2 separate regions of the Homo sapiens genome follow, and region 1 is linked to region 2. Evidence: chromatin loops called from intact Hi-C (ENCODE). Cell type or tissue: heart right ventricle. All regions are shown on one strand. Each heading gives the region's core, and the rest is flanking DNA. Links, peaks and the distances in the headings are about the cores only.

Evidence for each region. Peaks named below come from ENCODE experiments on the same cell type or tissue, not always from the same donor. Only the 100,000 strongest peaks of a DNase experiment are listed, where the experiment ranks them.
Region 1: a loop joins it to region 2, with 5 times the contacts of the local background. A loop is called at or near these places in 1 of 110 quality-filtered maps.

What each region holds. Positions count from the first base shown.
Region 1 is chr12:32,379,148-32,384,534 of GRCh38, reverse strand. BICD1 (BICD cargo adaptor 1) reads right to left here. Exons shown (of 10, transcript NM_001714.4): 10 at 902-5,387. Among named protein-coding and RNA genes, the nearest start is that of FGD4, 18 kb to the left of the region's middle. In heart right ventricle, for the core only: no CTCF peak of the experiment used is centred there; no DNase peak of the experiment used is centred there.
Region 2 is chr12:32,575,291-32,580,677 of GRCh38, reverse strand. It overlaps FGD4 (FYVE, RhoGEF and PH domain containing 4), which reads right to left. Exons shown (of 17, transcript NM_001370298.3): 3 at 4,229-4,412. Among named protein-coding and RNA genes, the nearest start is that of DNM1L, 100 kb to the left of the region's middle. In heart right ventricle, for the core only: no CTCF peak of the experiment used is centred there; no DNase peak of the experiment used is centred there; H3K27ac peaks cover 2,926 bases.

The DNA of each region.
Region 1 (5,387 bases), core at 141-5,140, 200 kb after region 2:
GGGTTGCAATATAGGCTGTCCAAGTTGCCTGCAAAATGTATAGATGAGAAGAGACTTTCTTGATGCGTCCAGCTGTTTTCACTTTTGAATGTGGCAGACTATCAGCTTTATCATGTAAGAGAAAGTCAAGTATCAAATAGACTTATAGATCCAACCTCCAAGAAAAACAAAAGCTTTTGGAAGAGAAAAAGGAGAAATTTGTAGAAAAGTTTACATTATTATTTCTAGTGTTGTATTTATGCAACAGGTGAGCAGACAGCTTTTGCCAGGATGTTGGCTGCCCGTGTTGCACGAATTTGATTAGCTATAATGAGGATTGCATTAGACGTTTTAACTCACTAGAACACCATGTTCTATCTGCCTCTCCCCCTCCTCCACCCTTTAAATAAAATCGAATCAAAGTGGATGGTTCCCAAAGCAGCTGATTTACTACAATATGTATTTGTAGGAGGAGCTAGAAAATTAACCTCCCTCAAAGTTTTGGAACTCTGCTGTTCCAAAAAGAACAAAGAGGAATTGTCTCCCAAAATAATGCATAGAAACTTCATTCTTCTTTCATCAAAATAATGTTTCCTGTTTTAGGGCAAGCATTTTCTTCATGTTGGTACATTTCTAATCAAATTCAGCCAAGTATATCCTCCTGCCAAAATAGCTTTCTAGAAAAGATTACAAGTAGAAGAGGTGATAACTGGAGGAAATGAGCAGAGTTGATACACATTACTTACCAGGAATGTATAGAATTGTTGTTAAAGCAAAGCATTTAGTTTTTAGTTCAAATAAGTTCTTACTTTGAATAAACATATAGATCACATCTGAATTCATATAGTCTTTTCCTTTTTGTAAGTATACATCAAAATGACATACAGAAAAACTGCTCAAATTGATAAAAAGGCAGCATTAATGAAATGAACAAAAAATAACCAGTTTATTTACTGGAAAAAGTTATGCATTACACCATATTCAGTTGGTAACATAAACCGAGATATAAGAATCGATATATTGGCTTCTGGTTATTTTCTTAGCACTGGAGTGCCTTTTCCAACCATTGAGTGCATGATCAGATTACACAAATACAAGCACATATCATGTGTTCTCCCATGAGACATTATTCACTTAGGATTGTCTACAATAAAAAAAGTTAAAGTACAAGCAATAATAAATTCATAAGAATTTTTTGAATTTAAAATAAATGCATGTGTCTTTGAGAACATTTCTTTTGAAATTCATATTTTTAAAAATAACAAGTTTCTTAAATCAGTCTTTTAGTCGTGTTTTCATATGGTATTTATCAGTAGGTGGAAACACTTCACATCATTTAACCCCAAAAGGCATAATAATTAAACTGCAATTAAATGTAGGAACAGTTGAATCATTACAACAATAATACGGTGTACAAATCAGAGTTGGCCACACAATACACATGTTAATACTGGAAAGAAATACAATATCAGAATCATGGATGGTTCATCACATAAGCATAATCATGCAAATAAAAACAGAGTAGATTATAAAAATGTCATAAGAGATTTTCAAATAGTAATTGTTTGACTCTCATAGTCAAACCATTGAGCTTTAACATTTTGTGGGAATAATGTTAAAATGATGTATTTCCTCTAAGACTGGCTGCACAAATCATACCTATGAACCCAATGAGTCATTCTGTATCTCCATTATCTATCATTGAATAATTATTTTTAAATAAAATGATATTTCCCCTTACTTTATAGTTCTCTCATCTTTGTTTTAAAATGACTTTTTAAAAAGAAAAACATATTTACACTAAGAAGCACCAGATTTACTTCTCGGTGTTTTCATTAGAGAACAATGATTGAGGAATAATTCTGAAAGAAAAAAAGTAAAAAATGTGTTCTCAACAAGTGTTCTACAGCAATTAAACTCCAATCACAGGAATAATCTGGCTCAGCAGTTTATCCAGGCTTCAGCTTAAATAGGGCAAATTTTAAATAACTCGAGAAGGGATAAAAATACACTGAGGATTAGAGCCATGCAGTTCAATATGGAAAGGAGACTAGATATAGATAACAATCTCCTTACTTTCCTAATGGACAGAAGATCACAGAGAAATGAGACTTCTATAGTGTTCATCTTATGAATATGGGAAAGCTTACATGATGTGAAATAATTCATGCAAACATTTTACATTGCATATTTCTATGCACTCTCGCCCTTACACTAAAGGCAGTTAATTGCTCTTCTTCTTCTTAAGTAGAATATTCTGGAAAATTCTCAATTGGGGAACATGTCTTAATACTAAATATCTCTTTCAATTACACTTTGAATAATAAGGACGAAAGACATGTCTAGATGAAATCTTTCAGCTGTAAACATAATACGATCAGGTTACAAACGCAATACATTAGGGACTATGGCAGTTAAGTTCGCATATAAATAAAGATGAACTTAATTTTAGACACAACTCATCCGAGGGCATTATTACAGACAATGGAAAATGTCACTCGGGAGCTAGATTGATCTTGTAGTTCCATAGAAGTTGATTTTAAGGTAAAAAAGTACTTGTCAGTATCAGCACTGATCATGCTCTCTGTCATAACCTATCATAACTCCAGTTCAACAGCTTTTTGAAGAATTATGTTCCCTTTACTTGAAAACATACTCTTGTACATTTTTTGCAGCCTTAAATATAAGGGTTACTTAAAAATCACTCTAGTTTATAAACAAACAAAAAAACTGGAGGGCAACCTTTTTAAAATTGTGAACTTTATCCCATAAGTTTCTTTCAAATTTAGTCCTACTTCCTACCTACCATATCAATGTATTTGTGGCAGCCTGAGTTTGAACCCACCACAGTTCCTTACTGGAAATCCATCAGCTTCCCCCAATGTCTCTGAGGGACAGATTGTAACTTTTGGCTGATTGATTATGACAATTATACATTAAAATTGACACTCATCCCAGAAGAAAAGATATTTCATTTCTTCCTTTTCATGTTTTGTGATCTCCATTTGAGACATGTAGAGAACTTTAATTAATACAGAATATCAAGAAATCTCCACATTCTTAGGTTATTGGACCAATGTTTCATGCTTGTTTCAAACAGAAGAACTTATCTGCACAAGGATATTTTCCAAAGCACGAAAAAAGCAAATGTTGTAGACTGAAGATCCTTTTAAATAAAGACGAAATCTGAAATGTGTTTGCCCCCCACTAAGGGATTGCATACCTTCTATTTCTGAAGTATTCCTGAGGACATTGTTTTTTTAGACTCTGACAATTGAATTTTTTTAGTAAAAGTCCTATATTCTGAACAATTTTAAAGATACCATGGAATATAGCTGAAAGAAAAAATAATACCAACGATCATTTTTTTCCAACAAATATCTTGGAAAAATAAAGATTGCCATCCTATTTTCAAATATAAAATATTTTATGATTAACCAGTAAAATTTTAATGTATTTTAAAACTTAAAATAAAAGAATCACAGGATTATGAGCTCCCAGAACTGAAATGCATTCTCCTATCTTGCCACTTAATACTTACTAGACCACCAATGATATTCAATTTTTACAAAACAAATATTCTTTATGATTATCAATTTCCACGTTAATTTCCCAGTGTTAAAAATCTCTTTCCTAGAGTTACTATACATCCTTCACACTGAAGCCTTTTTTATTCTAGACTTAGTAACAATATCTATAGCTGATATCTATCATTTGTTAAATATTCTTTTCTTGAAGACTACTATTGTACCTCCTCTTCGTTAGACTAAAGTATAATTTCTAAATAGGTCTTTTCTTATTTAACAGTTTTCCTTTTTCTCAAAGTTCTCCAAATTATTTTATTAGAATCCAGAGTTGGATATATGAATGGGATCTAATGGATTATGTGTGGACCAGAAAGATTAAGCCAAGCTCCTTTATTTATGCCACTCAGCACTCAGGCCAAAGACAATTTATTGCTTCTTCTTATTTTTTGATTAAGGAAAATCCTCAGGAGAAAAGCATTTCTCCATACTATTCAATATTGTAATTGTGCTTACTTTTAAAAAACTACCTGTTTACTTTGCTAACTACTTTTACTAGTTAGCATTAATCTTTGCTCACTCTGTTTGCAATAATTAGCCAGTATTTTTTAGTGCATTTCTGCTGTTTATTTTTCCTCTCCAAGTATGTCTTCAATTAGTCTTACTGGAGTTCATTCTTTTTGGTTCTCACTAGTTCTGCCCCTTTTCAATTTCCTTTTGAATTCCTGATGTTATCTTTACAGATACTGATTTTTATCAACACTACACATACTGATTCACTTTAAATGCCTATAAATAAATATGGCTCAGTGTAAACTATACTAAATGATGCCACAGTGTAAATACATGGTATTCTCTCTTACTGCTTAGGGACTATCACTTAATTTTGTGCTGAAAATGAGAAATTTATTTCCAAGTTTCTATAACTTCTTGGCAAAGATTCACTAAAATTATTATTTTCATAGAATTAGTATTTCAGAAAAAGACTTTCCCACTCTATGAAGATAAATAACTGAAATGAAACTAGTTTATAATAGACGTAATAATACACTTTGTATTGGAAGAAATGTTTTGTGGGTGACCCGGCTTTTCATGGAGTCCTAGATTCAGAGTTAGGGATAAAGAATGCAAATACAACATTGCCGACTGGCAATACTGCCCCGTCATCACACACAGACAATACTTCCTGCTGAACTCCCAGTCCCACCAAACAAAACCGATGAGACGATCTACGAACATGTTCTGAGGTACTTTTTAAAAAGGCATATATTTCCCTCAGGCACAAACAGTTTTTTATTAAAAGTCAACTTAGCAGCTATGCCACTTCTCAGGTCCAAATACGTGGTGCTTGAGAAAGGGGGAAAAATAAAAAACACAAAGTGAGGGCAGGGGTAAGCTTTCTTTCATTGAACTCTGATAAAATCCACAGTCTCACTAATACTGGTACTAGGCAGATACAACGCCAGTGAAATGAAGACAATGTTTAGGAACAGCAAGGCCATGCAGGTAGAAAAGAGCAGAAGGTTAGGCTGCTATGGTTGGGAACTTCATGTCGAATCGTTTTGTTTCTGTTTCTGTACTTTAACCTGAACCCTTATTTTGGTGAAGATTTCAACTCTTTACTCCACGTTGCATAATAAATGACACTGTGGAAAATAGCACTCATATAAAGAACACAAAACGTCCTGGTTGCTTTGGTAATAGCGACCACTACTTAATAGGCGTATGACTAACGAAAGCTCCTGCAATGTGCTTTACGACTTACCATTTGGTCTCTGATGGACCACTCCATTTCTGTGCCACCCATGTCCGCTCAATAAGCTGAGTGGCTCCTGGATCTCCTTTCTCAGTGCCCTACACTGGTAACTGTCCTTTGTGTTAACA
Region 2 (5,387 bases), core at 286-5,285:
CTGACCTCGTGATCTGCCCGCCTCGGCCTCCCAAAGTGCTGGGATTATAGGCATGAGCCACCGCGCCCGGCCATTTGTACAGATTTTAATCTAGGATTCTGGGAGTGGGGTGGGGAATGGAGCACAAAACTGTGGGCTATACTCTTTGAAAGATTCCTGTGACCTAAACGAGAAGAAATAAAGCAACTAAAACTCGGTGAGGTTGCAGACTTCCTCTCTGCTTTACTCCTACCTCTTAGCGTGGCGCTTGACACAGGGGAAGTACTCAATAAATATTTGATGAACTTTGAATAACCATGATAATGATGATGATTGTGACAATAATAACAGCCAGAAACATTTATTAAGTGCTTACTAAGAACCACAAACTATAAGAAGCCCCTTACAATAATTACCTTGTTTCATCCTCACAATAATTCCAAAGACAGGGATCCCATAGAGAAATCTAGGCTTAGAAATTAAGGTGGCCAATGTCACAATGTAACAAGCAGAAAAGCCAGAGGTCAAACCATGAATCCAACTCTAAATCCCATGGTCTTCACCCCAAGTTATGATGTACTGGAGCAGAAGGACAGAATGAGCATCAGATGAATAGGCTGTAGGCAAAATGAAGGAAGAAAGTCTAGGGTTGATTATCTTCCCCTGTGCAGGTAACGGGATAAAGGGAGGTGGGGAAGGAAACAGCAAGCAGCCTGGTCCCAAGGACAATGCTGAGATGTGTCACCTTTGCTCCCAACCCACCCTTCCCAATCACTGCTGATCTGGACTGGAGAATGAAACAGGGAATAAAAGTAAACAGCAAGAAAGTGATGAGGGAGGAAAAAAGATACAGGTAAAGTCCAACACCAGAGGAAAGAAAGGATAAATTGAGTAGGGGAAAATGTCATATATATAAAAATTGGAGGTGGGCAATACAAATAAATGTTACACACTCTTCAGTTGAGATTTGCCCCCTTGAGGAGGACAACTTTGGCCTGGATAATTTCCCAAGTAGTCTTTAGAGATTTGAATCAAACTGTCCTCCTTCTCCTGCCCACATCAGTCTCTGGATTCCCTGGTGGAAAGATCCTCAACAGATCCTCTGAAACAAATTTAAGCATGTTCAGGTCTTATCTAAAGGATGGCTTTGAATGAGAGCTGCAAATGTCCCATAGTAAGTGATATCAAGGGTATGAGTAGGGAGGGAGAGGAGACGGGGAAGGATAACGTGGGTAAGGAGTTAGTAAAAGCAGTAGTTGAACCAGTACTTGGAAGATTCCTGCTGCTTTGTGGATGCCAAACCATAAGGAGAAAACAGTTGACCTTGGAGTGTCCATGGGAAAAACCAATGTTCCGGCCGGGCACGGTAGCTCACGCCGGTAATCCCAGCACTTTGGGAGGCCAAGGCGGGCAGATCACCTGAGGTCAGGAGTTCGAGCCCAGCCTCAACATGGAGAAACCCCGTCTCTACTAAAAATACAAAATTAGCCAGGCGTGGTGGTGCATGCCTTGTAATCCCAGCTATTCAGGAGGCTGAGGCAGGAAAATTGCTTGAACCTGGGAGGCGGAGGTCATGGTGAGCTGAGATCGTGCCATTGCCCTCCAGCCTGGGCAACAAGAGCAAAACTCTGTCTCAAAAAAAAAAAAAAAAAAAAAAAACCACTAATGTTCAGGTCTGTAGAAACATATTCTTATTTCTAAAATCTTAAAGTGGTTCCTAGGTTAAAAAGAGTACTCTCTCTTAACCTGAAAGAGAGAAAGAAGGAGGAATAGGAGAAAGAAGGAAACCACAGTAAAAATTAAAGAAAATCTACTTGCTCCAAATCTGTCATCTTAACAAACTAGTGCTACGATGTTTTTTTTTTTTTAAGGCAGGGTCCCACTCCGTCGCCCAGGCTGGAGTGCAGTGGCACAATCTCGGCTCACTGCAGCCTTGACCTCCTGGGGCTCAAGCAATCCTTTCACATCAGCCTCCCAAGTAGCTGGGACCACAGGCGTGCACCACCATACCTGGCTAATTTTTGTATTTTTTGTAGAGATACGGTTCTGCCACATTACCCAGGCTGATCTCGAACTCCTGAGCTCAGACAATCCAACCAATGTGGCCTCCCAAAGTGCTGGGATTATAGGCATGAGCCACCGTACCCAGCCGGGTAAGGTCTTAACAACAGTATGATATGACCATTCTGACCAGACTCCACTCTAACAGATGTTGGTTCTTCCTATCAATTTCCTGTGACAACTCAGAGCCTCCCTCTATTTTACAAAGCTAGTCTAAGCTCTCATAAGGAAGGTTAAAAATGAAAACGACCCTTGCAATGGCAAGGATATCACTCAACAGTAAATACAAATCTCCTACTTAAGTCCTATAGATCCAATGCAGTATTAACCCACACAAACACTTTAGTGGCCAGTCTGTAGTGGTAATACCTCACTGAGAACATAACATTGTTTTTTGTATCGGCAGTGGACTCTACCACAAATAATATTTCTTCACCAGACCTGCCAAAACACACTATACCCAATTTGCACTCGGAACAAACTTGCTTAAAAAAAAATCATAAATTATAGCACATTTTTCCTTAGATGAATTAAACCTTCAACCTTTGCATCAAAACAGGATTGAATTTATGAAGCTTGAATGATTAAAAAAACATTAAGTGGAAAAAGTACAAACAGTTCTCATGTAGAGGAATCTAAAACAATGCAGTGGGTTAACCAAAATGGAGAGGATGAGAGGACGCAGCCTTTGGAATACTGACCCTTTCCAGGCTTCAGAGAGTTATCCCTGAAATCTAGGGATGCAGGCTCTGACATGCCTTATGACAGGGATCAGGGCTCCAGCCCCTCCTATTATGCAGTCACTAGGCATGGCCCCTGGAATTTGCAAACATGAGGGGTCACTCTGTTGTTATCAAGTCAATTTACCCTGAGCAGCAAAAAAAAAGTTTTAAATGGAATTAAACCATTCTAAGTAAATATCACTGTAATTCAAGATAGCAAAGGTCCTATAAATCCTACTTCAGAGGAAGAGAGGCTGAAGTTGAAATATTTATGACCAAAGTTCCTACAATGTATCAGGAATGAAAATTGAAGACAGGCTTCTCTCCAGAACTTGTAACTTTGTAAAATAGACGGGGCCTCTGAGTTGTCACAGGAAATTGATAGGAGGAACCAACATCTGTTAGACCCATTTAAAAAATGAGGGACACTGCAGGTTTTGTGCTTGTTCACAATTCCCAGAAGATAATCAAACTATTTCCAAGCTATGATTTCATTACATAAGTAACAGTAAATCCGACAAATAAATAATAAAATCACCCTAATGGTTAACAAGTCCCAAATATTACACTGAAATGAATGAAAATATTTGGTTTCAAGGATGAAATTGAAGTTATACACATTCTGTTTAGTTGTACATAGACTTTTGGTGACAGGTAACAAAATTCTACTGATAAAATTGCTTAAAATTATATTTAAGTCAGTGACAAAATTTCTTTTTATCAAAAGACTAAGAAAAAATAAACAATTGAGAGTTTTATAAGGAGAAAAGCAACTTATGTGGGTTCTGTTTATCTTTAAATGAGAAATATAATATTTCACCTACCTTTGTTTTTTCCAAACATTGGGACTAAAGAATATAAATTATATTTAATAAATACAAAACTGAAATTTAGCATACATTTTGTCATTGGTAATAATATCTCTTTGCAAAACCTAGCATATGATGGAGTATATGGAGAGGGGAAACCGGGACTGAATGGGTATAGAAGACCCACATTAAATAAAATGGGATGGAAAGAAGAGAGGGCCCCAGGGAGGAGACAAGCCCACAGGGGTCACATTCACAAACATACAAAGTGAGAAACGAAGAGACAGAGGCATCCGCTCAGACTTTCCAACCCAGATATTGAGCGTCCCACAGAATGACCCACAAGGAGTAACACATAGAGAATGACACACAGAGATACAGAGGAAACGAGAGAAAGCACACAGATACCAAAGCACACAATTTCATGAAAAAGCTGGTGGCCTACAGTACTGTACCTAGCTAATACATAGTAAATGACAGTTCATATTAGGGTAAGATTAAGTCATTCGTTTTAAAAATTCACCCTTTCTGAAGGCCTACCAAACCTAATGGAATAAGATATTATGCTTTTTATTTAGAATGTATCTATGACTATCATTTTTTCGAAAATCAGCTTTCTTCTTCTCCTGCCTTCTCCCATTGTAAATTAGCTCTTACCTGCCTCCTTCAAAGCGACTGATGAGATCTGATACCTTACTGGGTTTTTCTTTTGAGACACAAGAAGCAGAGGCAGGTTTAATTTCCTCCATCCTTGGTTTTGCACTAGGTAAAGCTTTATGCCTGGGGGTTTGGTGTATATTGGACGAAGGTGAATTCTGCAGGTGTAATGGCTTTGGAGGCACTGTAGAAAAAGAATAGAATATAGTATTTCACTGATATTTTGTTCAATAACAATAAAAATTCTGGTGTCCTGGGTGCAAAAATATTCAGCATTATAAAATTATTGTAAAGGGGGCAGGTGTCAAATTTTGAACTAAACCATAACCAAAAGACTTTTGTTCATTTTGGACATTTGCTTCATGCCTTGTGGAAATCCCATCTCCAAACTTAAGTGGTTCTTTTAATTTTATTGCATCTTAAATATGGCAATATTAAACACCTAGGAATCCACATAAGGCTAAAGCATTCTAAGGTCTATTACAGATAACACAGCAGTTATTCATCTCAACAGGGAAAAGGTGATGCTAAATTTAAAACTAAATCCTAGAGATACATTGTCTGCTACAAAACAGGTTTTCTAATAGTTATAGTTGATATACCAGAATCCACAGCTAATAAGTTAAACAACATAAAAGCCAACAAAACAACAACAAACAACAGTAATACAATGTTGCATTAATATAGCATCTTCTTCCCATTTAACAAAAGCACTTTATCTCATTTGATCTTTGATGAAATTTTATACTTTATAGTTCTCTCAGGTAGGTACTACTATTCTCTTCTTATGTCTATGAAGGCTTAGAGAGGTTTAGTGACTGACCTGGGGTAACAGAGTTGGTGCTACAGGCTTGGATATTTGTCCCCTCCAAACATCATGTTGAAATCTGGTCCCCAATGTTGGAGGTGGGAACTATAGGAGGGGTTTGAGTCATGTGTGCAGATCCCTCACGTATGGCTTGGTACAATTCTTGCCATAGTGAATAGGTTCTTGCTCCATTAGTTCCTCCAAGACTGGTTATTAAAAAGAGCCTGAAACCTCCCCCTTCTCTCTCTTGCTTCCTCTGTCTCCGTGTGATCTTTATACATGCCAGCTACCCTTTATCTTCTGCCATGAATGGAAGCAGCCTGAGGCTCTCACCAGAAGTCAAGCAGATGG